Regions from separate parts of the Homo sapiens genome. Here region 2 is linked to region 1. A link is an interaction called in ENCODE POLR2A ChIA-PET data of the cell type or tissue named here. Cell type or tissue: B cell. All regions are shown on one strand. Each heading gives the region's core, and the rest is flanking DNA. Links, peaks and the distances in the headings are about the cores only.

Region 1 (5,382 bases), core at 188-5,187:
ACTAGTATGTCCAGAAATTTTGCTGAGTTATAATACCTCTAGTTTTTTTAATTAAAAATTACAGAAATTGAGGCACCCAAATGTGAAATACCATTTTTCATAGTGTGTAAAATTATTTAAAATTATTCTTTAAAATTATTCTTAAAAATCCAAATCTGAGGCCAAAATTTGGTATTCTGGGCTTTGCTTGTAGTTAGACTAATATTTTTATTTCTTGTTAATTAGCATTATTTGGAGAATTTAAGAAATGATTTTTAAAACAAATAACTGAATGTCAAAATAAGTGTCTTAAGAAAAGGATCCTTGTTTTTGATCATTTTGGAGAAAATTGCTTTTGCTCTTGGTTATGTTAGTCTTTGCACTAGGATGCATGTCCTTCCCTAGTCCCTCATTTAAGGAATTCTGTAAAGTGCTTTGTAATTTAGGCTTCCATTTAAAAATTAGATTTATGTACTTAATTTTAGTTACAGATATGCACGTTAGTTCTGAACTCTGAAACTTTTTTTCTTCTGATTGTAAAACATATTTCCGTTACATAAGTTATGAATACTTACATGGGCTGATGAGCACAGGAAGTAACATACCCTCAGAGCTTAACATGTCCTGTGTGACTGATGACCCTGTTACATTTGGGCACTTTGCTCTGTCCAGTCTTCTGGTCTGGCCTCTTAACCATCTACTAGTCCATTTAATGAACACATTTTTGTTCATGTCAGGAATGCTGAATGCTATTTCACGAAACACTGTGTTGTGTTTTGTTTTGTCTTTTAAATAAGGAAGTAGTGGTGTGGAAGGCTAGTTACCTTTCTGAAAGTAAGTTTCTACACTTTAAATTCTGTTTTCCATTTCAGATGTTCTCTGTTTTACAATTAAATTAATCTAATTGGTTTCTCTTTCTGCAAAGGCTATACCTGGTGTTTTTGTCACTAATATAAAGCTGTAAGTCCTTATCTTATCCATAAAGTATATTTTCTAGTCATGTATTTGTCCTCAGAGAGTTTTTTGTTTTTAAAGTTTGCCCACTTAAAAAAAGTAACATAAAATGTCAACTGTTGGAATATTTTAACATGTTGTTTTGAGACTTTTGTGAATCTAGTTTTTCTGTGCAATTGCTGTTTTTAAGCTTGTGAAAAAGTGCTGAGCTAAATTTTAAGCTTATGAAAAAATCATTTTAAAGATTCCTGACCTAGAGTATTTTAAAATAAGTTTAAAAATTTTAAAAACTATTCAGTCCTTTGATTTTACATTGGTGTTTCGGGCAAATAGTGATATTTCAGTTAGCCGTTAAATACCAGGTAGTTGGGCTGCTGAATAATTTCTTAGTGCCTTTTGTTTAAATTTAAAATAAACTATACTTTTAAGTTTGAATGCATCTTCTTAACAATCGTGTTCTTACTTACTTAGACCTGGCAAACGAGGTTCGTATTTGTGTTTACTCTGTAGTTACAGAACATCACACATCTTATAGTTTGGGCCACATTTGGGCACATGGTATCAGGTGGCAGTGAATGATGTTTCCTGGATGTGTCTTATAGGCCATTTCATGCAAATCATGTTTGATGAGACTGCTGCATCAAATCACATTTCTTTCTATTACAGCCCTTGCAGATGAGAATCCAGACTTTATTCCATCCAGGAAAGAACGTCTTGCTTTTGAACACCTACTGTTTTTACAACATGCTTGCAATGCCTTATAATTACCAGCACTTAAGCTATGGAAGGAATGATGGGCATTTTCTCTGATCAGATCTATAAGTAGTAGCAGGCGAATATAGTAGGAGACCCTTCCAGCTGTCAAACATTGTCAGGCTTGCAAGGAGAGAATGCAGTTTAAAATGCACGTGACATAATACCCAACATCCTCCACTTGCTAGTGGGTTTCTGATTAATCGTGATTACCATACATTATCATACCATCAAATTTAATCATATCAATGAATTCCCATCTGCGGCAGTAACGAGCAGCTAAACACTATGGTAACAGCTATTAAAGAAGGTGGTTTATCAAATTCAGTAACCCTTTAACTTGCTGCTTGGTCAGCATGCGTTGCATGTGTTGGATAGAGATAGGGCTGGGTTCAAGTCCATGCTAATTAGTCAAAGGCCAGGGGTACTCCTTGAAATCACATAAAATTGGTTTCTTGTTTCTTCTGTTGGAGCTGTTGAGCTACTTTGTAAAAACTGCTTTATAAAGTATGTGATAAACTATAGTTGTCCCTTGTACAACATGTGTATATGCGGGGGCCTGGAAGCAATCTCCTATGCATACCAAGGGAGGGCTGTTTTTCGTTTATTGGCTAAGTAAATCTGTTACATTGACTGGGACACCTTTTAAATTCTCTTCGGATATAGAGTGCTATATATAGAGACTTAAACCTCAGTGTAGTTTGCCCATCTGCAACTGAATAATTTAGCCTGTGAAATGTTGGACACAGTTTAAAGTCTTGGAACTCCTCTGTGCAGGGAAATCTTAGTTACCTGTTTTTAGTGATGTGTCCTACAAAACACACTGCTTTTTTTTTTCTTTTAATATTTAATTTCCCAGGAGTTGTTGAAGACCTGTGGTTCTGTTTAGGTGCATTTTTAAGGCACACTTGGAGAGAAGTCCTGTTTTATTATAAAGTATCAAAAGCAATTCTTCTGGCCAGCGCTCCCAGCACTTTGGGAGGCTGAGGTGGGTGGCTCACTTGAAGTCAGGAGTTCGAGACCAGCCTGGGCAACATGGTGAAACCTCATCTCTACTAAACATACAAAATTAGTTGGGCATGGTGGCGGGTGCCTGTAGACCCAGCTATTTGGGAAGCTGAGGCAGGAGAATCGCTTGAACCCAGGAGGCGGAGGTTGCAGTGAGCTGAGATCGTGCCACTGCTCTCCAGCCTGGGCGATGGAGCGAGACTCCGTGTCAAGTAAGAACGAAACAAAACAAAACCAAAAACAAAAAAGTAATTCTTCCAAAAGATGAGAATTTTTCACTTTAAAAATTGAGTGCTTTGAGCGTACAGGTGTGTGAGTTTCGCCTAGTGCCTACAGTTATATAATCATCCAGGGACTCTCCTGCCCCTTGTGGTTAGCCCCTCTCCCTACCGGCCCCTGGCAACCACTGAATGTGTCTGTTCCTATAATTGTGTTATGTAAATGGAATCATAGAGCTTGTTTCATTTGGAGCCTGGCTGCTTTCCTGTAGTATAACGCGTTTGAGATTCATCCATTTGCTGCACCAGTCAGTAGTTTGTCTTTTCTATTGCTCAGTAGTATTCCAGTATATGGATATAGCAGTTTGTGTATCCATTCACCTGATAGGCAGTTGGGTTATTTCAAGTCTTCGGATGTTGTGATTAGAGTTGCTGTAAACATTTGTGTACAGGTTTGTGTGTGTGTGTGTGTGTGTGTGTGTGTGTGTGTGTGTGTGTGTGTACAGATTTTTTTTGTGAACATAAGTTGTCAGTAAATGCCTAGGAGTGGATTGTGGATGATAGTGCATTCACAGATGAGATTTAAGACAGACTGTATGCTTTTCAGTTGACGTAGCTGCTGATACTACTGCTTTCCTTTTTTAGTTGGTTCTTTCCTTTTTTAGTTGTTTTTTTTTTTTTTTTTTTTTGAATGAGGAAGTACGGTATTCATAGAGCATATATGGTTGAAAATCAGTAATGAATAAAAAAAAATTGAGTGATCACTATATTCCACAGTGTGTTCAGCCTGTGGAGCAAAAGTAAAAAATTATTATTTTTTGTTTTAGAGATTGGCAAGCTGACTTTTGGAAAGATCAAATTGCTTAAGTTCACACAACTGGGCGCAGGAGGGAGGACTGGAGGCCAGTTCTCTTAGTTTTTATGCTGTGCTTTCTCCTTAAATATGAAATTGAACTTCCATAAACTGAGAAAAAAACATAGAATCTGGTAAGTTGAATTGTAACTACATAAAATTGTGACCCTCATTAAGTACTAAAGTGAGGAAGTTTGCTATAGCAGGGCCAGTCATTAGGAGGAGTTGTTTCAGGAGGGGCCATGGCAGGGGTGAGGGTGCAGAAATAAAGAGTTTTTCATTTCAGGAAATAATGTAAGTAGTCTTTAGGAGGTTCATCAAAACACCATTTTGTACCAAAGAAAAGTTTTGTAGTTTGTAGTGGGTGCTCTTGTTTCACTGCTTGAACCATTAACATTATCCTAATGTATTTAAATTCATGTGGTGTTTTTTTACCCCTGCATGAAACCTAGTACTTGGCACTAGGTGTATCCTTCTTCAAAATGTTTAGAATGCATCTATAAATATCAAAGTACCCTCTAGGAAGGTGAATATAGGTATTTAAACAAGGCATAACCTGAAAGAAAAAGAAATCTATGGAGAATACTGAAATAAGAGGATTAACATATTGTGATAGAGGGCTGTAATTTTAATTACGTCAGGGGTCACTAGTGACCTTTATTCTTTGCATTCAACCCATTTAATCAGAATTAACTGAGAGGTGTTCTTAAGTGTCAATTGGTTTCTTATATCGTTCTTTGTATTTCAAGTGGGATTAATAAAGGAAAACATCTTGTAGAGATTGGTTGTAATGTATTGAAAGATTCATGAAGTTTCAATGACATTGTTAAGGTATTTAATTAGTCTTATTAAAATATACGGACTGACCCTTTTAGGGAAGCTGATAAGTCACATAATAGCTGTTAGTGCCTTTTTATTCTTGGCTTTATACGATTAACTTTGTGCTAAGCAATTTATGCAAAGTTTTTCATCGTTTTTTTTTTTGTAACCTGAGTTATCAGTTCTTCTTGAATAGGATTAATATAGATAAAAATCATGTAATTAACAAGAGATGCAGAAAAGTGAAAGTATAATTTGTATGAGAATTATATGAGAGAATAATAATTTCTTACCTTGGATTTTTAAAAGAATATAAAGAAAAGCAAAACAGAGCACTTATTTGAGAGGATTAAAGTCATCTTTTCTTTCAAAAGGTAGAATTACGTTAGTACTAAAAGTTCTGTTAAGTGAGGTATTCACAACTCATAACAGTTTTAAAATCTATATTTGCTAGAGGGAATTGGTAATGTAGTACCCTTATTCCCATGAAATGATAGAAGTTAATAAAGAAATGATCACATCAGTAGAACTTCTTATGAATGTCAGATTTTGGAACCATGATTTATATGGCATTTCTTGGAGATAGATTTGTCTTGCAGAAGCAATGCACTATGATGGATAAAGCACTTAATAAACCAAGAGTGTGAGAATGTGGGTTCTTGTCATCTTAGTTGTCATTCATTGGTGATGTAACTTTAGTTAATTCACTTTTAACTCTGTAAAACCTGAGTTTCTTTGTCTCATAGAGGAAAAGTGACTTGTGTGCCAGTTTATTGGAGCAGTATTTCTGTCAGCTAC
Region 2 (5,382 bases), core at 213-5,212, 73 kb before region 1:
CCCACCTCCACTTTTGTATATTTCAAACAAATCCTAGGCTGGTAAAATTTTAGAGCAAGATACACTGCTGGGATGAGTTAAGACTTTAGATACTAAACCAGTTGCTTTAATTTACATTTGATAGTAAACTAGCCGAGAAAAGTTCAGCCACCTAGCTGTTAAGAAAGGGAAGTAGACTCGAATTCAGGTTTTTTGACTTCTAGTTCAGTGTTCCTTCCACTGTGTCAGTATGTAGTAAGGCAGGAAAGTATGAAGCATGGTGCAGAAGGTTTTCATTCGAAATTGTGAAAGTGAAACAAGTTTTAGTACTTCAACAGGTAAAATTTACCTGGTAGGAAATTTTTGGAGCATTTTAATCACTAATAGTGCTGATAAATGAGATGTTTTCATACTGATAATTATGTGTGTATTTAATTCTTTTTTTTTTTCCTTCAAGAAAATCTTTCATGCTTAATTTCTTAGCTTCAATCAAGAGAGTTTGAGGAGTCGGGAAAGAATAGCCTTTCTCATTTCAGCCATGAGTACTTTTAGCATTTCTTGTAGGGCAGGTGTACTAATGACAAAGTCCCTTAGGTCATACCTGGGGATATAATTTTTGAATGGCAGTTTGAAATATTTCATCCTATCACCTTCTGGCTTCCATCGTTTCTGATGAGAAATTGACTGTTAATCTTATGGAGGATCCTTTGTACATGACATGTCACTTCTCTCTTGGTGTATTCAAGATTCTCTTTGTCTTTGGCTTTTGATAGTGTGATCATAATGTGTTTCTGTGTGGGTCTCCAGATTTATCCTGCTTGGAGTGGTGAGCTTCTTGAATATGTAGGTTCATGTCTTTCACCAAATTTGGAAGCTTTTTATTTTTTTCTCCAGTTCTTTTTCCTGCTACTTTGTTTTCTCCTTCTGGGACTCCCATAATGCATAGATTGGTACTTTTAATGATGTCCCCGTTTTTTAAGGCTCTGCTTATTTTTCCTCTGCTCCTTAGACTGGATAATTTCAATATTTTCCTGTTTCCTCACCTATAGCACCCTTGTTTTCTTCAGAACGTTTATCTCAATTTGTAATTTTCTTTAGTTATTTACTTGTTTTTTAAATCTGCCTCCCACATAAGCCTGTAAGCCTCATGAGGAGAAAAAATGCTGTTTTACCATGCATTCCACATCTTCCTGGCACATAGCATGTGTTAGATATTTGGTGAATGAATTAAAGAATGACATATTTTCTGTATGAATCTGAAAAAATATAATTGTATCCTAATTTATGTTAGTCAATTCCACATGATTCACCTGTGTAACTGATTAAATCATGTTAGCTTGATTTTTTCGGTCCCTCAGTTTTGGGACTGAAAATTGGACATTTTAAATATGGTGATGTGGAAATTTTGGAAGTCAGAATGTCCCCCCCCTTTTCTGGGTTTGCTATATTTCTTGTTGTGGCCTTCAGTTGTCTGGTTTTTTAATGACTTGCCAAATGAAGAGACTCTATTCCTTGTCTCCTGTGGTCACTGATGTCTCCATTGTGTTGTATCATTGCCCAGCCAGTGATCTGATGGAGATGTCCTCAAATGGCTGGAGCTGCAAATAAAACAAAACCAAAACCAAAAAACAAACAAAAACTCCTGTGCTTACGTTACTTCATTGCTCATCCAGGCCACCTATAACCCCAACCTTAGCCTCACCTTCTGCATATGCGTAGCTCAAAGATCAGCCAGAGGTATAAATCTAGGGTTCTTTCAAGTTGTTTTCTGAGCATGTGCCCAGCCTTCAGCATATGCATGGTCTTCCAGATTTCCCATTATACATGGGAGCCCCCAACACTCTCATTCCTTCATATATTTTCCTCCTCAGCCTCTTCTTTCCCAGGCTTTTCAGTTTGTATGTTGCTAACCCTGGCCATCATCCCTTGCCCCAGGTGACCCTGGTTAGTGGATGTCTTTAAATGCTTTTGACAAGCACTGCCTGGGATGCCGCTCTAGCTCTGAGAGAGTTCTGAAGGGGTGGTCTCTGAGCTGATTCCTCAGCTCAGGTCACAATGCACAATCACAATTTTTTGAGGACAGGTTCTTATTGACCCCTTTAGCATCACTGCACCAGGAGCACTGACTGCCATCCCCAGTGCTGCCTCTGAGCTGTGAAACGCTTTCTCTGCATCTGTTGTGATTATGTGTTCTTCCCCTGTTCTTTAATCTCTTAATGTAATCTATTGATAGATTTCCAGTGCTGAACTAAGCATGCATTCTGGGGTTCAAAATCTTGATCTCCACATTTTGTTCTTTTTAATATATTGTTGGATTTCATTTTAGGATTTATCTCTGATCATAAGGGAGACTGACTTACTGTTTTCTTCCTTGGTATTTGTGTGTACATTTGTGCTATCCTTTTATTTATGATATGTTGGTTTTTAGAATGAGTTGTGAAATTTTCTGGGATGGTGTAAAAATCTGTTATTGACTGTGGAAGAACTCTTTTCTCCAGAGCCATTTGGGTCTGGTTCCCTTTAAAAAAGTTATCTTTTCAATTTCCTGTATTATTATTGATTTATTTAGTTTTATAAGATGAAAAGTCAATTACGATCATTTAAATTTTCCTAGAAAAATTATTCTTTATGTTCAGATTTCCACATTGATATAGAGTTAAGCAATGCCACAGCTTCTTTTTGTTGTTGTTGTTGTTGTTTTTGTTTTGAGACGGACTCTCGCTCTATCGCCCAGGCTGGAGTGTTGTAGTGGTGTGATCTCAGCTCACTGCCACCTCCACCTCTTGGGTTCAAGCGATTCTTCAGCCTCAGCCTCTCAAGTAGCTGGGATTACAGGCACATGCTACCACACCCAGCTGATTTTTGTATTTTTAGTAGAGACGGGGTTTTGCCACGTTGGCCAGGCTGGTCTGGAACTCCTGACCTCAGGTGATCTGCCCGCCTCGGCCTCCCAAAGTGCTAGGATTACAGGCGTGAGCCACTGCACCTGGCCGACAGCTTCTTGAGTGTGTGTGTTGAAGGTAAATTTTTTGAGATTGAGACTCCTGAGTCTGAAGGAAATTTTAATTTTCACAACTTGATTGGTGGTTTTGTTGGGTCCAGAATTTTAGATTTGAGTTTATTTTTGTAAGATTTTTGGCGGTATTGTTGTGTTTTCTGGCATCCAGATCTGCTCTTGAGAAGTTTGAGGACATTCTGATTCCTAATCATTTTTTATGTGACCTTTTTTCATTCTAGAAGTTTTTAACAACATTTTCTCCTCTTTGTTTGACATTTCATCCCTTAAACTCAGCCATTTAGAAGGCTTCATGGCTAGGCCAGGAGGTGGAGGTTGTAGTGAGCCGAGATCGCACCACTGCACTCCAGCCTGGGCAACAGGGAAACTCTTTGTCTCACCAAAAAAAAAAAAAAAAAAAAGGGTCTAGGTTCCTGGGAAAAGAAATGAGTGTCAGTTCCTATAGATTTTAAGTCATGATGGGAACATCCAGTAGGCTGAGCTCAGCTCACTTGCCTCTTCTCGGCTACCCAAGTTTATAGAGCAAGCCTTTATAACTTCCATAATAGGAGGGGTCCTATCTCATATCAAGCAGGAATTCTATTATGATTGATTTTTAAACCCTGAATGATGAAAGTTTGTTGAAAGACAAACAAATGACCAATGAGGACTACACTTCATAAACAAAATAAAAACTTCATTTTAGGGAGAACCTCTCCTGGGGCCCGTGTAACATAGGAGATTTTTAAAACAGTGACTACAAATTATTTCTAAAGCAACATGGTGTAGGAACTCTTTCTGAAAATTTGGCTTGGCTATTCAGAACTTACTAGTTATGCTGTAAGGCTCATATGTTCACTTCGAAAGTTATTGGACATTACCTGATTTGTAGTTAATATTTAAATAAAGGATCTGGATTTCCTCATCTATAAAATAAGGAATTTTGACTATTAGTGATTTGGACTAGGAACATATTATACATGAGTGTGATATTGAGGAAAAAGAAGGTTGAGAACCTTTGGAATACAAAGGTCAGCAAACTTTTTCTGTAAAGGGTCAGATAGTAAATATTTTAGGCTTTGCAGGGCAGATGAGTTTTGTTGGAAGTGCTGAACTCCGCCGTTTACCTTGAAAGCAGCCATAGACAATATATGCCTGAATTGGAATAGCTGTGTTCCATTAAAAGCTTATTTACATACACGGGTGGTAGCTAAATTTGGGCAGAAACAGGTGGCAGGCCCTACTTGGCCCATGGGCTTTGGTTTGCTGACCCTTAGATTAGATAATTGCTAGAACCCTATCACAAGCTAATAGTCTATGTGGTATCTTATCCAAGTCGAGGATTCTGGAAAAGAAGAAGAAATAGAATGGTAAGTAAAAGTTTGTGTTAACTGTAGATGTCTGATTGCTGCATGATAGAGAATTGTAGAAATCTAGTAGATATCTTCAGTCTTGAAGGAAAATTGATCCCCCTATTAAAATAGAATGTCTTGTACAATGTTTAGGCCTTAGAAGGAGATTTTCCAGGTAAGGAGGTCATTGACCTCTTTCGTTTTGCTCAGTTAATATTTTACCCCTTGGCTTTCATGGATGTGCTGTTCTTCCTTTAAAGTTCTGGACTAATGGGGACACATTTTTTCTTCTTGGTTCTGTTTAATATGACTGCTATGAACTGGAACTTTAAAAAGTATTTGTATTCTAAAGGAAAACAGAGGGAAATGACTCAGAATATATTAAGAATATAAACAGGCTGTACAGGGTTCTTGTGTTAGCTTGCCCTGTAAGATTTTGAGTCATTATTTCACTTAGCATGATGTCTTCAAGATTCATCAGTGTCGTAGCATGTGTCAGAACTTCCTTTTTAAGGCTAAATAATATTCCATTATATATCTATACTATTTTTTTTTAAACCATATATCCTTCAATAGACACTTGAGTTGCTTCCACCTTTTGGTTATTGTAAATAATACTAATAGGAGCTTGAGTATATTAATGTGTCTTCAAGTGCCTGCTTTCAGTTCTTTTGAGTGTATACCCAGAAATGGAATTGCCACGCCAGTCCTTGGATTTAGGGGCCAGTCTTAATCCAGAATGACTTCATTTTAACTAATTACATCTGCATAGATTCTATTTCTAAATAAGGCCACATTCTGAGGTTCTGGTGGACATGCCCTTTTGGGGGATGCTGTGGTATGATAAAAAATGAATATTTTTTTCTGCCCAGGTTCCCTCGGCAGAACTTTGGAAACCCTTTGAATTTACTATCTTTTCTACACTAATGAGATGGCTTATAGCGGGGGTGGGGGCCCTAGATAGCTTTGGGGTGGGGGCTTGTCAGAAAAACTAACCCCATGTTAAGAGGGTTAGAACGTTCAGGCTCAACCCCCAGCCTCCCTCGAGGGGAGGGG

The links. Peaks named below come from ENCODE experiments on the same cell type or tissue, not always from the same donor. Only the 100,000 strongest peaks of a DNase experiment are listed, where the experiment ranks them.
Region 2: POLR2A ChIA-PET joins it to region 1 with 12 read pairs; 12 of 35 experiments call an interaction of 5 or more read pairs at or near these places.

The regions. Positions count from the first base shown.
Region 1 is chr7:155,721,624-155,727,005 of GRCh38, forward strand. The region is part of intron 9 of RBM33 (RNA binding motif protein 33); the gene reads left to right. Among named protein-coding and RNA genes, the nearest start is that of RBM33, 80 kb to the left of the region's middle. In B cell, for the core only: CTCF peaks have their summits at 3,041 and 3,241; DNase peaks (open chromatin) are centred at 678, 1,503 and 3,298; H3K4me3 peaks cover 3,714 bases; H3K27ac peaks cover 4,589 bases.
Region 2 is chr7:155,648,207-155,653,588 of GRCh38, forward strand. The region is part of intron 1 of RBM33 (RNA binding motif protein 33); the gene reads left to right. Among named protein-coding and RNA genes, the nearest start is that of RBM33, 6.2 kb to the left of the region's middle. In B cell, for the core only: no CTCF peak of the experiment used is centred there; no DNase peak of the experiment used is centred there; H3K27ac peaks cover 566 bases.